Regions from separate parts of the Homo sapiens genome. Here region 2 is linked to region 1. Evidence: chromatin contacts called from ENCODE Hi-C or POLR2A ChIA-PET data. All regions are on one chromosome and are shown on one strand. The core of a region is the stretch at or near the end of the contact, and the rest is flanking DNA. Distances in the headings are between cores, read along the strand shown. Region 1 holds the start of TRMT1L (tRNA methyltransferase 1L). Region 2 overlaps TSEN15 (tRNA splicing endonuclease subunit 15).

What was found. Hi-C counts contacts between places; a loop is a spot of excess contacts on that map. ChIA-PET counts read pairs that join two places held with the same protein, here RNA polymerase II (POLR2A). Pooled maps may share reads with other maps.
Region 2: a loop to region 1 is called in a pooled map, with 2.3 times the contacts of the local background. The contact joins the enhancer-like site here to the promoter of TRMT1L in region 1. A Hi-C loop is called at or near these places in 1 of 168 maps with a recorded cell type or tissue (CD4-positive, alpha-beta memory T cell), 2 of 37 single-sample maps with no recorded cell type and 1 of 50 pooled maps. POLR2A ChIA-PET finds 5 or more read pairs at or near these places in 1 of 52 experiments (H1).

Annotation. Positions count from the first base shown.
Region 1 is chr1:185,155,480-185,158,699 of GRCh38, reverse strand. TRMT1L (tRNA methyltransferase 1L) reads left to right here and starts at 1,747. Exons shown (of 15, transcript NM_030934.5): 1 at 1,747-2,222. The coding sequence starts at 1,988. SWT1 (SWT1 RNA endoribonuclease homolog) reads right to left here and starts at 1,533. Exons shown (of 19, transcript NM_017673.7): 1 at 1,386-1,533. RefSeq lists silencers at 1,141-1,260, 2,001-2,250 and enhancers at 1,801-1,910, 1,754-2,659.
Region 2 is chr1:184,073,871-184,077,090 of GRCh38, reverse strand. It overlaps TSEN15 (tRNA splicing endonuclease subunit 15), which reads right to left. Exons shown (of 5, transcript NM_052965.4): 5 at 2,879-3,220. Among named protein-coding and RNA genes, the nearest start is that of TSEN15, 24 kb to the right of the region's middle. Within about 2 kb of position 1,455, at least 5 of the 41 ENCODE cell types and tissues checked have a DNase peak (open chromatin) inside an H3K27ac peak, as active enhancers do.

The sequences.
Region 1 (3,220 bases), core at 498-2,997:
TACAAGCACAGACCATGCTTAGAAATTCTTACAAAAATTCCCACAGAATCCAGACACTAAAATCTGACCCTTTTAATCTGGTTTCCAGCTGGTGTTAAATGACATTAACATACTGAATCTAGCTTTCAGTTAACCATCTAGTCATTTAGAAATAAAAAATCATCATGAACGACAGTAAAAAAAAAAAAAAGAAATGAGAACAAGAATTATTGGATGATGCACAGATATAGTTAGCATTTCTGTAAGTTATAGTCAGTGTTATCCCATTTTTAATTGACTGTTGAGCCATGAGTCAACTACACATTCAGGAATACTAGATAAAAGCTGTACGGGACGATCAGTAAAAGGGATTTAGGACTATAACTCACAGAAGCTCCACAGGGATAATCTGTTCCCATTAAACTGGGGAGAGGTTAAACACACACACACACCCCTCCAGATATATACTTCTTAACTATAGGGGGAGGAGTTAATTTCCAGTTAGTGCTTCAAAGTGCCAAATAATCATGCTATCTCTTCCCCGGGGTTCTGAAACAAGTAGGAAACAAATAGACCAAGAAGATTGGCGTTTATCAACTTAATTAACTAAGAAAAGCTAACTGGAAGCGCGCGTCTTGTTCTTGAGACTAAATTGGGCTTCCCTCTCCTGCCCTGATGCCTAGAAGGTTCGGACCAAGCCCAAGCAGGGCAGCCAGAAAGTTCACGTTTTTCTCCTTTCTGTCCCAGTGGATTTATCGCGGGGGGACAGAAGAAAGAAACAAGAAAGGCTCGAATGTCAAGTAGGCACTAAGAGTGAAGGGGAGAGAAGTACGGGGGACAGGGGACTCGCTAGCATATGTTTTGGGGATCTGAAACGCATCAAAATTAAATGCCCCGAAGCTCTACCCACTCAGAGCTCTGGTTATTAAAAGCCTGAAAACAAAGCAAAATAGAGCAAAACAACTAATTTCTATCCACTGGCCACACCGCAGAACTGCTGATACTGGCAACATGAAGACTAAAGCAAAAATAAAAACAAAGGAAAAGAGTGTTCGGGTCACGGTGTAGGTGAGGGTGCGAAATGAAGAACAGACCCTAATTCCAAGTCAGCTGGATGGACAGGCAAGCTCGTCAGCTGCTAGTAAACCGCCGCGGGCCCGCGGGCTCCGCACGAACCGACCAGACCCCAACACCGGGCAAGGGGCAGCCCCGGAGGCAAGCCGGGCCAGAACCACACCCTCCACGGAGCTGGCTCGTCCCCGGACCCGCCCACAGAGTCGCCCCGCCCAGGTCCGTGTGACTCCTGAGTCCCCAGTCCGGCCGGCCGCCCGCCCGCCAGTATACTTGGGGCGGGGGACGAGGGGGAACCTGCCCAGCAAAACGTCAACGCACCCCGCAGTTCCTACCTTACCAGCGCCGGCGGCAGTGGCAACTCCGGAGCCCCAAGCCAAAGGAGAGGGACCCCCGCCTCCCAACACACACACACACCCCGCCCCACCAACTGTATGCCTGCTGGGAAACGTAGTTCTGCGCCCGCATCCGCACTACCTACTCACCGCCCCACAGCGCTCGCTTAGATTTGCATTTACTTCCTCCGAGGCTTGAACTCCGGCCCCGCCCCCAGACTGCGCAGTGTATCCTGGGTGCTGTAGTCTTTGTTCGGTTTGGTGGTTGGCCGGTGGGCCGGAGACGCACCGTAGAAACCGAACCCTCTTACCCAATTGGACGCCGTCCCCAGTACGCTTCTGCGCAGTTTGTGGTGGCGTCGTAACGCCTCGGGGAAAGGGAAGCGGACGGGCATCTGGAATCGCTGCCTCTGGCTTTCTGTTTTCTACTAACAGGATTTGGTCACTGGTTCTTCATCTTTTGTCTGTTGCACGCATCCCGCCCTCCCCACTTGCTTCCCCACTCCTTGGATCCAGCCCTGTGGGCATTCACGTCAGTTCTCTGACCCCGCCGTGAGCCCCGCTCCGGGTCCCCGGGCGGGCTTGGCACGGAGGCGGTAACTATGGAGAATATGGCGGAGGAGGAGCTGCTGCCCCTGGAGAAGGAGGAGGTGGAGGTGGCCCAGGTCCAGGTCCCGACCCCGGCCCGGGACTCGGCTGGGGTCCCAGCTCCGGCCCCGGATTCGGCTCTGGACTCGGCTCCGACTCCGGCCTCGGCTCCAGCCCCAGCCCCTGCCCTGGCCCAGGCTCCGGCCCTGTCCCCGTCCCTAGCCTCTGCCCCTGAGGAGGCTAAAAGCAGTAAGTGCAGAAGGCCCAGATCTTTCTGCTGCAGAAGAGAGAAAGTGCGCCTTGCTGGGAAGTAGGGGAGGCCCTTCACCGGGATGGTTTTTATGGGGCAAGGCAGGTTTAGGAAAATGGTGGGGAGGAAAGAGGGGCCCGTGTAGCGGCTAAAGCAGGGTTACAGAATGGGAGACGGCATCTTCATAAGCCTCGAGGATGTCACGGTGAGGGATATGCGGAGAGCAGGAATGCTGCAGATAGAAGGAAATAATGAGGTTAAGGGCTTTTTCTTAAAAGGGAGTCTTTTTAAGGTACAAAAATAGGAAGTTACACATAATTTGGTAGTTTCCCGCAGTCCAGTCTGCCATGGTTAACTAAGTTCTTTCAAATGTGACATAGTAACCGAGGCAACCTGTTTACGGTAGTAGATCCTAGCTGCCAACATTTCTAAACCATTACTGTCAACTAGCTTTTCTGCTTCGACAGCCACAAGGAGATGAGTTTTTCTCATTTCAGTTTTCTTTTCCCCCGCTAGCAGCTTGCCTCCGAAAAGATTTTGAGGCTGAGTAGTAGTTTAGGAAAGAGTCGACTAAATTTACGGATGTTTTCCCCCATACATAAATACCAATTGAGTTTTGTACTCCATTCCATCAGAAATAGACTGTTGAGAATTAATGGCCCATATTATTGTGCTTCTGAATGTGCCTGCATGTTTTCTAAGTGGTGGTTTATTGGACCATATAGGAATTTAAAAGACTGATGAGTAACACTTTCTTAAGGATCTTCTAACATTTTAAAATGTAAGGTCTAAGAAAGACATAATTTAAGTTCTTTTAACATTTAGTTTGTGGTCATAAGTTGACCTTTATGTGCTTTCTGAATTGGAACTTAAAATAATCTTTAATTCATTATTTTTTCTACTTCTAGGCCAGTTTTGAGTTTAATATTTATAAAAGGTTAGATAGTTATAGATAGGATTATTTTGCAGTTTTGAAACAACATACAAATTGTTATAG
Region 2 (3,220 bases), core at 206-2,705, 1.1 Mb after region 1:
TGGCATTTTCTTCCAATATAAGGCCGTCTGTCTACATTTAAAGCCTGTTATTTAATATAGCCACCTTCATCAACTATCTTAGCTAGATTTTTTGATAATTTACTGCAGCTTCTACATCAGGATTTGCTGCATCACTTTGCACTTTTAAGTTATGAAGACAGCTTCTTTCCTTAAACCTCATGAACCAAGCTCTGCTAGCTTCAAACTTTTCTTCTGCAGTTTTGTCACCTCTCTCAGCCTTCATAGAATTGAAAAGAGAGTTAGGGCCTTGCTCTGGATTAGGTTTTGGCTTAAGGGAATGTTGTAGCTGGTTTGATCTTCTCTGCAGACCACTCAAACTTTCTCCATATCAACAATAAGGCTGTTTCACTTTCTTATTCATGTGTTCACTGGAGTAGCACTTTTCATTTCTTTCCATAACTTTTCATTTGCATTCACAACTTGACTGTTTGGCACAAGAGGCCTAGTTTTTGGCCCATCTCATCTTTTGACATGTTTTTCTCACTAAGTGTAATCGTTTCTAGCTTTTGATTTAAAGTGACAGATGTACTACACTACCTTTTACTTGAACACATAGAGGCCATTGTAGGGTTATTAATTGGCCTAATTTCAATATTGCTGTTTCTCAGGGAATAGGGAGGCCAGAAGTAAGGGAGAGAAATGGCAGAAATCCTGGTTGGTAGGGCAGTCAGAACACACATAACATTTATCAACTGAGTTTGCTGTCTTATATGGGCACAATTTGTGGCACACCAAAACAATTACAATAGTAACATCAAATATCCCTGAAAAACAGATCACCATATCAGATATAATAATAAAAAAAGTTTAAAATATCGCAAGAATTACCAAAATATGACAGAAAGACATGAAATGATCATGTTGGAAAAATGGCATCGACAATCTTGCTTGAGGCAGGGTTGCCACAAACCTTCAATTTGTAAAAAACACAATATCCCCAAAACAGAATAAAGAGAATTGCAATACAACAAGGAATACCTGCTTATATTAAAGCAGCAATGTATATCTTTTACCACCAGCACTTAGCCAGAATAGTGAGTGTTCCAGAGCTGGGGTTTATTGCTATGTGATGTGATCCTGAAATTCATTTCAGGATAAATTAGGCTTTTAGAATGAAAAACTAAAATGCATACTTTCATATGGCTAAGAAAAAAAAAAATATATATATATATATATAAAACCCACCCCATCTACCCCTACCCTAAACAGGCTTTTATTTCTAAATATAGATCTACATTTTAAGCAAAGCATGAATCAAGTCACATATTTAATGTCAGTATAATTTTAGAGGCATGCCAGAAAGAAAAAGGGGATGTGAGTACGTAAAACTTATTTATATTTTTATTTATGCTATTTCCTACAGATTGAAAATAAATTTTCAAGAGTACCACTTCTCCAGCTAATCTACTCTTAGTAGAGTCTGAAAATGCTGTGGTTATCTAGCAGTGCCCTCTGGTGTCCAAATGAATTGTTTTAGTTTGCCTTGAGGGAAAAAATAAGCCATTATATAATCAGACACGGCTATAATCAGCATTCATTCATTTGCCAAGTATTTACTGAGGGTTTACTATATGTGAGTTACTGTGCAAAGAGGCAAGATACAGAGATGTATTAAAAAATACATTTCTTGTTCTGTTCTTAAGGAGCCCAGTCTAACAGGGAGACAAATGTAAACTCACTTACAAAATTACTTAAATCACTTTATCTAGTTTTTCATTAAAATGAGACATACACAGCTGGGTGGCCTCCCTTTCCAAAAAGTTCTGGGCCATTATTCATGTTAGGATGTGTCTGGCTGGCTTTGGACAGAACAACTTTGGTGAAGTACACAGGGAACATTCTGAAATAGAGTAAACATCCCAAGACATACAGCAGGATTCAATCCTAGTTTAAAGAGTTGGGAAAGCGCCTTTCACAGCCAACCCCAAAAGACACTTCTGGTTTTGTAGTTATATAGGAGCCCACTGGTCAACAGATCCGACACACAAATCTGACATTATCCTTACACTTCTTTCTGAAAATGCTATTTTTCTAGAATTATAATGAAAGACCTCAAAATGAATCAAACGAGAGACTTAAGAAATCAAGAGACCCTAAGAATTTATCATAAACTGTTTGAGGATTCTTAGACCTGCAAATTTTCCACTAGAGTCACCCAAACACATATTGTTCTGAATAGGTCCATCTTCATGTCCTCTGGGGAAGCAGAGGGAGCCTGAAGGAGTTATGGAGACCTCCCACCAAGAATAAAAGTGAAATTCAAATACCATCAAAGGAAGGAGTCAGGAATGACTACAGATGAAGAATGATGCTTTATACTATTTTGTGATGTTCCTAATTTTCATCATTTTTCCATTCTTGTTATTGTTGTTTCCTAATCAGCCATGAAACCCTAGTGTGTAGGCAGGACCTATGACCTGCTTCCAATCAACAGAATACGGCAAAGGTGATGGGATGTATGTGATTACATTATATAAGGATTATAAGGTCCATCTTGCTGAGACTCTCCTTTGCTGGCTTTGAGGAAGCAACCAGTTATATTGAGAAGGCCCACGTGGCAAAGAGCTGAGGGTGGCCTCCTGCCAATGGCATATAAGCATTGAGCACTCTCAAGAAATTGAAGGCTACTAATAACCATGTGGGTGAAAAAGCTGACCCTTCCCCAGTCAAGTCTCAGATGAGACTGGAGCCCTGCCCAACACCTTGACTGTAGCCTCATGGAGGACCCAACTAATCTGTGCCCGGGTCCCTTGCCCACAAAAACTATAAGATAATAAATGTGTGCTGTTTTAAGTTGCTACATTTGTGGTAATATTATTTTGCAATGATAGATAACTAATACAGATTTCAAGACACCTTTTAATTTTAAAACATTTTTATTATAAAATACAAATAAAAACATTGAGAAAAGACAAAGTCATCCATTTTCTGCCTCCTATCCCACTATAACCAGTTAGTAATTTGATTTACTTTGTTATCTTTTTATCATATGCTTGGTCTGTTATTTCAGCCATGATTACACCCACTTATACACTTTTCCGTCTTGCAATTTTTACTTAAGGTAATATTTTCATGTTTTTAATAATATTCATTACTAATTTTTAATAAGTACATTATGTATCATTTGTATATATCTGTTTATTGACTATTTCCTAGACCCAGGGATGACAAACTATGGCACCACATTTGTAAACAAAGT